2 separate regions of the Homo sapiens genome follow, and region 1 is linked to region 2. A link is an interaction called in ENCODE POLR2A ChIA-PET data of the cell type or tissue named here. Cell type or tissue: Caco-2. All regions are shown on one strand. Links, peaks and the distances in the headings refer to the core of each region. The heading gives the core; the rest is flanking DNA.

The links. Peaks named below come from ENCODE experiments on the same cell type or tissue, not always from the same donor. Only the 100,000 strongest peaks of a DNase experiment are listed, where the experiment ranks them.
Region 1: POLR2A ChIA-PET joins it to region 2 with 5 read pairs; 9 of 35 experiments call an interaction of 5 or more read pairs at or near these places.

Annotation. Positions count from the first base shown.
Region 1 is chr5:69,430,473-69,435,849 of GRCh38, forward strand. It overlaps MARVELD2 (MARVEL domain containing 2), which reads left to right. Exons shown (of 7, transcript NM_001038603.3): 4 at 2,055-2,203; 5 at 2,450-2,621. Among named protein-coding and RNA genes, the nearest start is that of MARVELD2, 18 kb to the left of the region's middle. In Caco-2, for the core only: no CTCF peak of the experiment used is centred there; no DNase peak of the experiment used is centred there.
Region 2 is chr5:69,499,140-69,504,516 of GRCh38, forward strand. OCLN (occludin) reads left to right here. Exons shown (of 9, transcript NM_001205254.2): 2 at 5,038-5,155. The coding sequence starts at 5,106. Among named protein-coding and RNA genes, the nearest start is that of OCLN, 9.0 kb to the left of the region's middle. RefSeq lists an enhancer at 643-1,192. In Caco-2, for the core only: no CTCF peak of the experiment used is centred there; DNase peaks (open chromatin) are centred at 952 and 2,972.

The DNA.
Region 1 (5,377 bases), core at 122-5,121, 69 kb before region 2:
CCCAAAGTGCTAGGATTACAGGAATGAGCTACTGCACGTGGCCTAGTTCTGGGTTTTATTTATTTATTTATTTATTTTTGAGACGGCGTCTCGCTCTGTCACCCAGGCTAGAGTGCAGTGGCACAATCTCAGCTCCTTGCCACCTCCGCCTCCCGGGCTCAAGCCATTCTCCTGCCTCAGCCTCCTGAGTAGCTGGGATTACAGGCGCACACCACCACATCCGGCTAATTTTTGTATTTTTAGTAGAGACAGGGTTTCACCATGTTGGCCAGGCTGGTCTTGAACTCCTGACATTAAATGATCCACCCCCCTCGGCCTCCCAAAGTGCTGAGATTACAGGCGTGAGCCACCTTGCCTGGCCCAGTTCTGGGTTTTAATTGTGGCTTTTCTACTTAATAGTTATGTGACCTTGGAGAATTGACTTGACCTCTCTGAACCTCACTTCTGTTTTTAATTTTTTTTTTTTAAGAGACAGGGTCTTGCTCTGATGCCCAGGCTGGAGTGCAGTGGACCATTCACAGCTCCCTGCAGCCTCGAACTCCTGGCCTCAAGTGATCCTCCCACCTCCCACCTCAGCCTCCCAAAGTGTTAGGCTTACACGTGTAAGCCCCTGCACCTGGCCTCAACCTCACTTCTTTTCTTTTCTTTTTTTTTTTTTTTGAGACAGAGTCTCACTCTGTTGCCCAGGCTGGAGTGCAGTGGCGTGATCTTGGCTCACTGCAAGCTCCGCCTCCTGGGTTCACACCATTGTCCTGCCTCAGCCTCCCAAGTAGATGGGATTACAGGCGCCCGCCACTATGCCCGGCTAATTTTTATATTTTTAGTAGAGACAGGGTTTCACCATGCTGGCCAGGCTGGTCTCGAACACCTGACCTCGTGATCCACCGACCTCGGCCTCCCAAGGTGCTGAGATTACAGGCATGAGCCACCGTGCCCGGCCAACTCATTTCCTTTTCTAATCCACTCAGTGGTTACTTACAATTAAATCATCCCAAATTGCCATTATCATTACTTTCTCTTTCCATTTAAGTAGGCTTGTTCCATTTTTATCCTTGAATTTATTTTGAATTACATTTTTTATTCTTTTACGTTTAGTTGGGGTGTAAATTCTAAATAGGTAAGTTCTTAAGACTGCGTGTTTGGCATTGCATCATCCACCTTTGACATGTACACGATTGGGGCTGGAGTGTGTTTTACCTACTGTGTATTACCATATCCCAAATGTGATTCCCTTAGCTATTACAGAAACGTTCAGAACAACTTTGTGACTATAAAACATATAATTGTGATGTGAAATGTTAACTCTTATTTCCACTTTTCTTCCTCCTGTCTTCCTCCCCATTTTCTTCTTCTTCTTCTTTTTTTTTTTTTTTTTTTTTTTTGAGCCAGAGTCTCACTCTATCGCCCAGGCTGGAGTGCAGTAATGCAATCACAGCTCACTGTAACCTCTACCTCCTGGACTCAAGCAATCCTCCCACCTCAGCCTCCAAGCCTCCCAAGTAGCTACTAGCGGACTACAGACACACACCGCTGCATCTGCCAGATTTTTTTTTTTTTAAACAGAGTCTCAGTCTGTCTCCCAAGCTGGAGTGCAGTGGTACAATCTTGGTTCACTGCAACCTCCACCTCCTGGGCCCAAGTGATTCTCCTGCCTCAGCCTCCCGAGGAGCTGGGATTATAGGCACCCGCCACCACTCCCAGCTAATTTTTGTATTTTTAATAGAGATGGGGTTTTACCATGTTGGCCAGGCTGGTTTCAAACTCCTGATCTCAAGTGGTCAGCCCACCTCGGTTTCCCAAAGTGCTGGGATTACAGGCGTGAGCCACTGTGCCTGGCCTTAAACTTTTTATAGAGACAGGGTCTTGCCATGTTGGCCAGGCTGGTCTTGAACTCCTGGCCTCATGTGATCCTCCGGCTTTGTCCTCCCAAAGTGCTAGGATTACAGGTTTGAGCCACCCCACCTGATCTTCTTCCTCATTTTCTAAGAATGAATTCAGAGGGTTTTTTTCTACTTATGTTTATTAACAAATCCTCTTTTTCTCCCTAACTGCAGTGTGAAATGGCCACCAGTGGTGACAGACAAAGAGACTCAGAAGTTAATTTCAAGGAACTGAGAACAGCAAAAATGAAACCTGAACTACTGAGTGGACACATCCCCCCAGGCCACATTCCTAAACCTATCGTGATGCCCGACTATGTGGCGTGAGTGTCAGTCTGAATTCTTCCTCAAGGTAGAAGTTGAGGGGCCCCATTTGGTCCTTTCATTTTCCAGTTTGTCTCCAAGTTAATACTCTGTGCTTAAAATCGTGTATGTAAATAGTTGTTATCTGAGAGGTAATGTATTGAATTGAAGGTACAATATGATCAGTAAGGAATAAGATAAGCTGATTTCCCATTCAGCTTCTTTTAGTGAAACAATTATATCTTTGGCTTATGTTTTTCCCCTAGAAAATACCCTGTGATTCAGACAGATGATGAGCGAGAACGCTATAAAGCTGTGTTCCAAGACCAGTTTTCAGAGTACAAAGAGCTGTCTGCAGAAGTTCAGGCTGTCCTGAGGAAGTTTGATGAGCTGGATGCAGTGATGAGCAGATTGCCACATCATTCGGAAAGCCGACAGGTTAGTATGTGCAGCTGCCTAGGAGGAGCACTGAAATCTAGAGGATGAATAAAATCTGGCTTTTTTTTTTTTTTTTTTTTTTTTCTGTGAGACAGAGTCTTGTTCTGTTGCCAGGCTGGAGTGCAGTGGCACAATCTTGGCTTGCTGCAACCTCCACCTCCTGGGTTCAAGCAATTCTCCTGCCTCAGCCTCCCGAGTAGCTGGGATTACAGGCACATGCCACCACACGTAGCTAATTTTTTTCTATTTTTAGTGGAGACGCGGTTTTGCCATGTTGGCCAAGAGTGGCCTCAAGTGATCCACCTGCCTTGGCCTCCCAGAGTGCTGGGATTACAGTCATGAGCCACCGCATTTGGCATAAAATCTGGCTTTTTTTTTTTTTTAAGGCTAGAATCTCACTCTGTCACCCAGGCTGGAGTGCAGTGGCGTGATCTTGGCTCACTGCAAGCTCCACCTCCCGAGTTCATGCCATTCTCCTGCCTCAGCCTCCCGAGTAGCTGGGACTAAGGCGCCTGCCACCACGCCCAGCTAATTTTTTTGTATTTTTAGTAGAGATGGGGTTTCACCGTGTTAGCCAGGATGATCTTGATCTCCTGACCTCGGGATCCACCTGCCTCGGCCTCCCAAAGTGCTGGGATTCAGGTGGGAGCCACCACGCCTGGCCCCCAAAATCTGGCTTTTAAAAAAATTTATAACCATTTACATCTGCTTTCTGTGTCTAGGAAAGCATTTGAGATCCTCAAGGTGTCTAGTCAAGATGACAATTCAAATTATGTAACTTAATATCTTTTGTCTTCAATTATTAAACAGTATTTCTTCTTTTTTTTTTTTCACTCTGTGCTTACCCATATTTTATTTTCTTACTTAAGTAAAATACGAATTTGCCTAAGATAGATACTGAGTCAGTCAGGGTCCCAAAGGAGACAGATAGCACATTCAAACTAGGATAATTCACAAAGGTTTATTCAGAAAGGGAATGTAGGGAAGCCACCAGGGGCATTGCATTCCCCTGCTAAGCCAGAGCCCAGCAGTTAGCACCCCAGGCCCAAAGGCAGAGCGCCCACTGAGTAAGAGTAGAGAGCAGAAATGGCCAGGCGCAGTGGCTTATGCCTGTAATCCCAACACTTTAAGAGGCCAAGGTGGGCAGATCGCTTGAGCCCAGGCATGCAAGACCAGCCTGGACAACATGGTGAAACCCTGTCTCTACAAAAAATATAAAAATTAGCCGGGCATGGTGGCATGCACCTGTAGACCCAGCAGGAGGCTGAGGTGCAAGGATTGCCTGAACCCAGGAGGTGGAGTTTGCAGTGAGCTGTGATTTTGTCACTACACTCCAGCCTGAAGGACAGAGTGAGACCATGTCTCCAAAAAAAAAAAAAAAAGCAAGCAGATATGAGATATGCTACAAATGTGAGCTGCTGGACACACACATCAGACAGGTAGCTGTGATTATGACAAAGAGGAAAACCAGGAGTAGATATGGTAGTTACAGAGGCTTAAGCTTTTTCGTAGTGCTCTTCCGCACCCCCCACATTTTTCACATTTTGAAATAGGAATATTGAAATAGGAATGCCTTATAACCTGTGCCATTTTTTAATTTTTATTTTATTTTATTTTTTTGAGATGGAGTTTTGCTCTTGTTGCCCAGGCTGGAGTGCCATGGCGCGATCTCGGCTCACTGCAACCTCTGCCTCCCGGGTTGAAGCGATTCTCCCACCTCGGCCTCCCAAGTAGCTGGGATTCAGGCATGCGCCACCATGCCCAGCTAATTTTGTATTTTTAGTAGAGACGGGGTTTCACCATGGTGGTTAGGCTGGTCTCAAACTCCTGACCTTATGATCCACCCGCCTTAGCCTCCCAAAGTGCTGGGATTACAGGCGTGAGCCACCGTGCCTGGCCACCTGTGCCATTTTTTAATCAGATGTACTCTTTTTTTTTTTTTTTTTTGAGATGGAGTCTTGCTCTGTCACCCAGACGGGAGTGCAGTGGTGCAATCTCGGCTCACTGCAACCTTTGCCTCCCAGGTTACGCGATTCTCCTGCCTCAGCTTCCTGAGTAGATGGGACTATAGGTGCACACCCGGCTAATTTTTGTATTTTTAGTAGAGGCAGGGTTTCCCCATTTAGGCCAGGCTGGTCTCGAACTCCTGACCTCAGGTGATCCACCTACCTCAGCCTCCCAAAGTGCTGGTATTACAGGCATGAGCCACTGCATCCGGCCCAGATGTACTCTTTTTAATTGAGATCTCATTCACATATAATAAACCCACCCTTTTAAAGTGTACAATTCAGTGAATTTTAGTATAGTTACAGAGTTTTGCAATCAGCACCACTCAAATTCCACAACAGTTTTATCACCCCAAAAAGAAACCCTATATTGGCTGGGTGTGGTGGCTCATGCCTGTAATCTCAGCAGTTTGGGATGCTGAGGCAGGCAGATCACTTGAGGTCAGGAATTCGAGACCAGCCTGGCCAACATGGTGAAATGCTGTCTCTACTAAAAGTACAAAAATTAGTTGGGCATGTTGGCAGGCTGAGTAATCTCAGCTACTTGGGAGGCTGAGGCAGGAGAATCACTTGAACCCAGGAGGTGGAGGTTGCAGTGGGCCAAGATTGCGCCACTGCACTCCAGCCTGGGCAACAGAGTGAGACCCTGTCTCAAAAAAAAAAAAAAAAAAAAAAAAAATGAAACCCTTTACGAATTAGCAGTTATTTCCCATTCTCAGCTCTGTCCAACCATTGACAACCACTAATCTA
Region 2 (5,377 bases), core at 111-5,110:
GATCACTCCAGCCTCAACTTCCTCTGCTCAAGAGATCCTCCCATCTCAGTCTCTTGAGTAGCTGGAACTTACAGGGATGTGCCACCATGCCTGGCTAATTTTAAGAAAAATTTTTTGTGGAGATGGGGTCTTACTATGTTGCTGTGGTCAGTCTTGGACTCCTGGGTTCAAGTGATCTTCCTGCTTCAGCTTCCTAGAGTGTTGGGATTACAGGTGTGAGCCACTGTACCTGCCCTGTAATTTTTAATTTTTTTTTCCCCTGAATATTTTCTGTCTGAGGTTGGTTGAATCAGAATTTAAAACCCATGGATGTGGAGGGTCAGCTGTATTTGAAAATGGATACAATATACCTAAGTGCCTAAGCACTGAAATTTCTTACTTTCAGGATAACCACCTTATGATGAATGCAGTTGCCCATTTTCTTGAAGACTTTTTCTTGTGGTTTTTTTCTTTCTTTTTTTTTTGAGCCGGAGTCTCGCTCCGTCGCCAGGCTGGAGTGCAGTGGCGTGACCTCAGCTCACTGCAACCTCCTCCTCCTGGATTCAAGCGATTCTCCTGCCTCAGCCTCCTGAGTAGCTGGGGCTACAGGCGCGCGCCACCAAGCCCAGCTAATTTTTGTATTTTTTTAGTAGAGACAGGGTTTCACTATGTTGACCAGGATGGTCTTGATCTCTTGACCTCGTGATCCACCCGCCTCGGCCTCCCAAAGTGCTGGGATCACAGGCGTGAACCACTGCGCCCAGCTCTTTAAGACTTTTTCTTATCCCAGTGCAGAGGTCAGGATTATTCCCGCATTTGAGTGCACTTAGAGGAGATAAGGAATTTGTCTCAGATTGCGAGCCAGTAAATGGGGGCTGTTAAAACCACTAGGTTGTTTCAAACTCATCATTCTGACATTACAGAGATCTTGCTTAGTGTTGATGGCCCTAGCCAATGGGTTAGTTATCCTTTCCAGTGTGTTTGGTCAGCTGCAAATCTGGATAAGCGTGTCTCCTCCACTTTGTCTGTGTTTACCAGTGGAGACCTCCCACCAGGTGGACATAAATGGTTCATTCTTTTGTGCTAATTGGGTGCCGTAATCCAGCCCCTTGGGAATCTGCCCACCCACACAAGGATGTGCTCAAGATTTTCAGGATTCTTTCTCTCTGCATTCCCTGAAGAGGAAATAATAAAGGAGAAAATAAAATCCACCAGTTTGGTAACCTTCCCAGAAAAGGAAATGAAGTTGGTGTGGCATGACTTGTTCTTAACGAGCTTTCTTTTCTTTTTTTTTTTTTTGAGACGGAGTTTTGCTCTTTTTGCCCAGGCTGGAGTGCAATGGCGCAATACTGGCTCACTGCGAACTCCGCCTCCCAGGTTCAAGCAATTCTGCTACCTCAGCCTCCCAAGTAGCTGGGTTTACAGGCATGCACCACCACGCCCCTCTAATTTTTTGTATTTTTAGTAGAGATAGGGTTTCACCACATTGGTCAGCTGGTCTTGAACTCCAGACCTCATGTGATCCACCTGCCTCGGCCTCCCAAAGTGCTGGGATTACAGGCATGAGCCACATGATTTGGTTCACAATTTAAAATCCGTGCTTTTGGGGAGACGTGACAACTCTGAATCCTGGAAATAGCAGTTTGAAAAGGGATCTTGTTTGAATTTTTGACAACTTAAGACTGAGTCTGGATTAATTTAGAGTTTCCAAAACTACCACTGAACCTAGAATTTGGGGATATTTGACATTCAGCTTCAGAACTAGGATCCCACATTTAATAGTGCTTAACTTCAGATTTTCTGTTTTACTTTTTTTTTTTAAAGGAGTCTTGCTCTGTCACCCACGCTGGAGTGCAGTGGCACAATCTTGGCTCACTGCAACCTCCACCTCGGGCTCAAGCGATTCTCATGCCTCAGTTTCTCAAGTAGCTGGGATTACAGGCACGTGCCACCATGCCCAGCTAATTTTTGTATTTTTAGTAGAGACGGGGTTTTGCCATGATGGCCAGGCTGGTCTCGAACTCCTGACCTAGGGTGATCCACCTGTCTCCACCTCCCAAGTGCTGGAATTACAGGTGTGAGCCACCTCACCTGGCCTAAATTCAGTATTCCTTAATGTTCTTTTTCTGAAGACAATCTGGACTTTTGCCTTTTTATAGTACCATAACATTTTCGCCTAAATTGCTCATTTGTATGTGTGTTTCACCATTACTAGAATATAGAGAAATTGGCCAGGTGTATTGGCTCATGCCTGTAATCCCAGTACTTTGGGAGGCCAAGGCAGGTGGATAGCTTGAGCTCAGGGGTTTGAGACCAGCCTGGGCAACATGGTGAAACCTTATCTCTACTAAAAATACAAAAATTAGCCAGGCGTGGTGGCATGTGCCTGTAGTCCAGCTACTTGTGAGGCTGAGGCAGGAGGATTGCTTGAGCCTGGGAGGCAGGTTGTAGTGAGCTGAGATGATGGCACTGCATTTCATCCTGGGCAACAGAATGAGACCTTGTCTCAAAAGAAAAAAAAAAAAAGTATAGAGAAATTGACTTGAGTGCTAGTTACAGGGCTGTGTACACTTATGATTTGTGCACTTTTCTCTATGGTATACTTTAAAAGTGGCTTTTAAAAATGTAGAAAAGTCATCTTCCTTCATGTCTTTGGAAAATTATGCTAATTGTGTTGGTGTTATTAACATTCTATATATTTCCATCTTTGAGGATTTATCTAATACATAGTTGGGCAGGGTTTAATTCTGAGAGATTTGAAATACACTGTCCTAAAGGGTATAGAAGAGAGTTGCCAGGTGGGGCGTGGTGGCTCATGCCTGTAATCCCAGCACTTTGGGAGGCCAAGGAGGGCAGATTGCCTGAGCTCAGGAGTTTGACACCAGACTGTGCAACATGGTGAAACCCCATCTTTACTAAAAATACAAACAATTAGCCGGGCGTGGCAGCGTGCGCCTGTAGTCCCAGCTACTCGGGAGGCTGAGGCAGGAGAATCGCTTGAAGCCGGGAGGCGGAGATTGCAGTGAGCTGAGATCATGCCATTGCATTCCATCCTGGTGACAGAGCGAGACTCGGCTCAAAAAAAAAAAAAAGAGTTGCCATTAATTTAAAAAAAAGTTTTAAGAGTCTGAATTGATGTACTGTTGTTAATATATTAATGTATGATTGTACAGACCGTATTAGAAAAGGAAAAAAAATCAGATACTTTAATGTACTCATTATAGATGTTACTCAAGTGTCATTCAGGGATCATACCTTTTAAAGTTACTCTGATACTTTTCCGTTACCTTCAACTTGAAAGCACAAGAGGTTTTGCAGGCAGAGATATCCATGGTCCAATCTGGTTCCTGTAAACATTCAACAAATTATCTGGACGTCTACTATGTGCCAGGCATTGATTTAATCAGTGAACAAAACATGCAAAAATTCCTGCTCACATGGAATTTACCTTCCAGTAGATCTCAAAGTTCCCTACTCTACTAATCACTGGTATAACCTGGAAAGAATTTATTGTTGGTTCAACATAGCTAAGGAGTGGCATGAAGTTCTGTAGCTGATGTGGGAAGTACCTTGCCAGTGTCTCCAGCACTGGGTTTTCTAGAATAATCCTCAAGCTTTATAGGTTAGGGGGTTGTGTGTTTACCACATCTTGCTGAGACTTGTCTTTTTCCTGGAGAGCTCTCAGTGCCCATGGATCCACCTACGGACGTAGGCAGATGACCTCCATCTTCACTTCCTCATGGATGCTAACACCAGATGTGCACTCCCCACAAAAACTGGTGTTTCCCAAATGGAACTCATTGTTTCAAACTAGCATAGTGAAAAGCACATGAAATCATCTGGGTTCAAGTTACATCTGAGTGACTCACTGACATCCATATAACCTTGAGCATATTACTTCACATCTCTTTCTGACCCTCTTTGCATCTGTAAAGTGACTAATCAACCATGGAGGGTCGTTTTGAGGATGAAAGGAGGTTTTATGTAAAGCACCCAGCACGTCGGTAGGTGTCTGATGAATGTTAGTTTCCTTCCTATCTTCTGTCTCCTAAGCTAGTCCTTCATTGTTGCCTCACACCTAGGTTTGCTGCTGCTGACTGTAGGTGCTCCTTTTTACTGTTGACTTTGTCTTTCAAATCTGGTTCAAATCAAACTTACACCTCCCTTGCCGAGAATCACGAACTGGCTCCCTGTTTCCTACCTGAAGGAAGTGAGACACTCCCACTAGACTTTCAAAGCCCTCCCTTTTCTTACTCATCCTCCATCCACTATATTCTTACTGTAACCTTATTTTAAAAGATGACACCATTCCACCATGCTCCCACTTCACTGTTCCATAAGCTAGCCACCTGTGTTATCAGCACCACACCAGCCTGGAAGAGCCAGGACCCCAGCGCTGGCTGTCATACGTCACTCCCACAGGCTCTCCTGGTCTAGTGTAGGCACTTAATAAATGCTTGTTGAGTGAAATTTCTCCTCAGATGTTTAGGAACTTGTGCTGAAGAATTTTAGGACAAAATTTCAGAAAATGACCAATTAATACCATGCATATTGTTTTTTCTCCCCTTGTATAAAAATTGTGCTCAGTTTCGAAGACTTGGAAAAGGAGATAAGGGAAAAATATCTACAATTCCACCATTTATAGATGCATTTTATTATCATTTTTAATGATAAAGGCATTTAACCCATTAGATGGTTACTTTGCATTGAGGAGCTAGTATGTGCTAGTGCGGCTATATGTGCACTTTCTTATACATTCTCATTTAATATGAACTTTCAAAAGTAATATGAAATTATATATATTTCAAATTTTTGTACAAAAAATACAGGAATTAGCCAGGCATGGTGGTGCAGGTCTGTAGTCCTAGCTACTTGGGAGGCTGAGGTAGGAGGAGTACTTGAGCCTGGTAGATCAAGGCTGCAGTGAGCTGTGATTGGACCACTGCACTCCAGCCTGGGTGACAGGGTGAGACCCTGTCTCGGGGTGGGGGTGGGATGAAGAAAAGAAAGAAACTGTGAGCTTAGTAGTAATGCCATAACTCTACTTTTGTTGCTTAGATTGGTTTATCTTGGAAGCTAAAGGGCATTGCTCATCCTGAAGATCAGCTGACCATTGACAATCAGCCATGTCATCCAGGCCTCTTGAAAGTCCACCTCCTTACAGGCCTGATGAATTGTAAGTAAATAATTCTTTAGTTATTCTCTTTTAAAAAGTCTATCACATGTAAACAATAAGTATGGTTGAAACTTTAAGTGTTTGCTTTTAAAAATAAAACGATATGTGTACTTGTAAATTTAAATTGTATCAAAGGGTCTGCACTGAAAACTGAATTTCTCTCAACTTTCAGAATGACAGTTTGTCTCTGCTAGGACAACTGCTGTCACCTATTCCTAATGT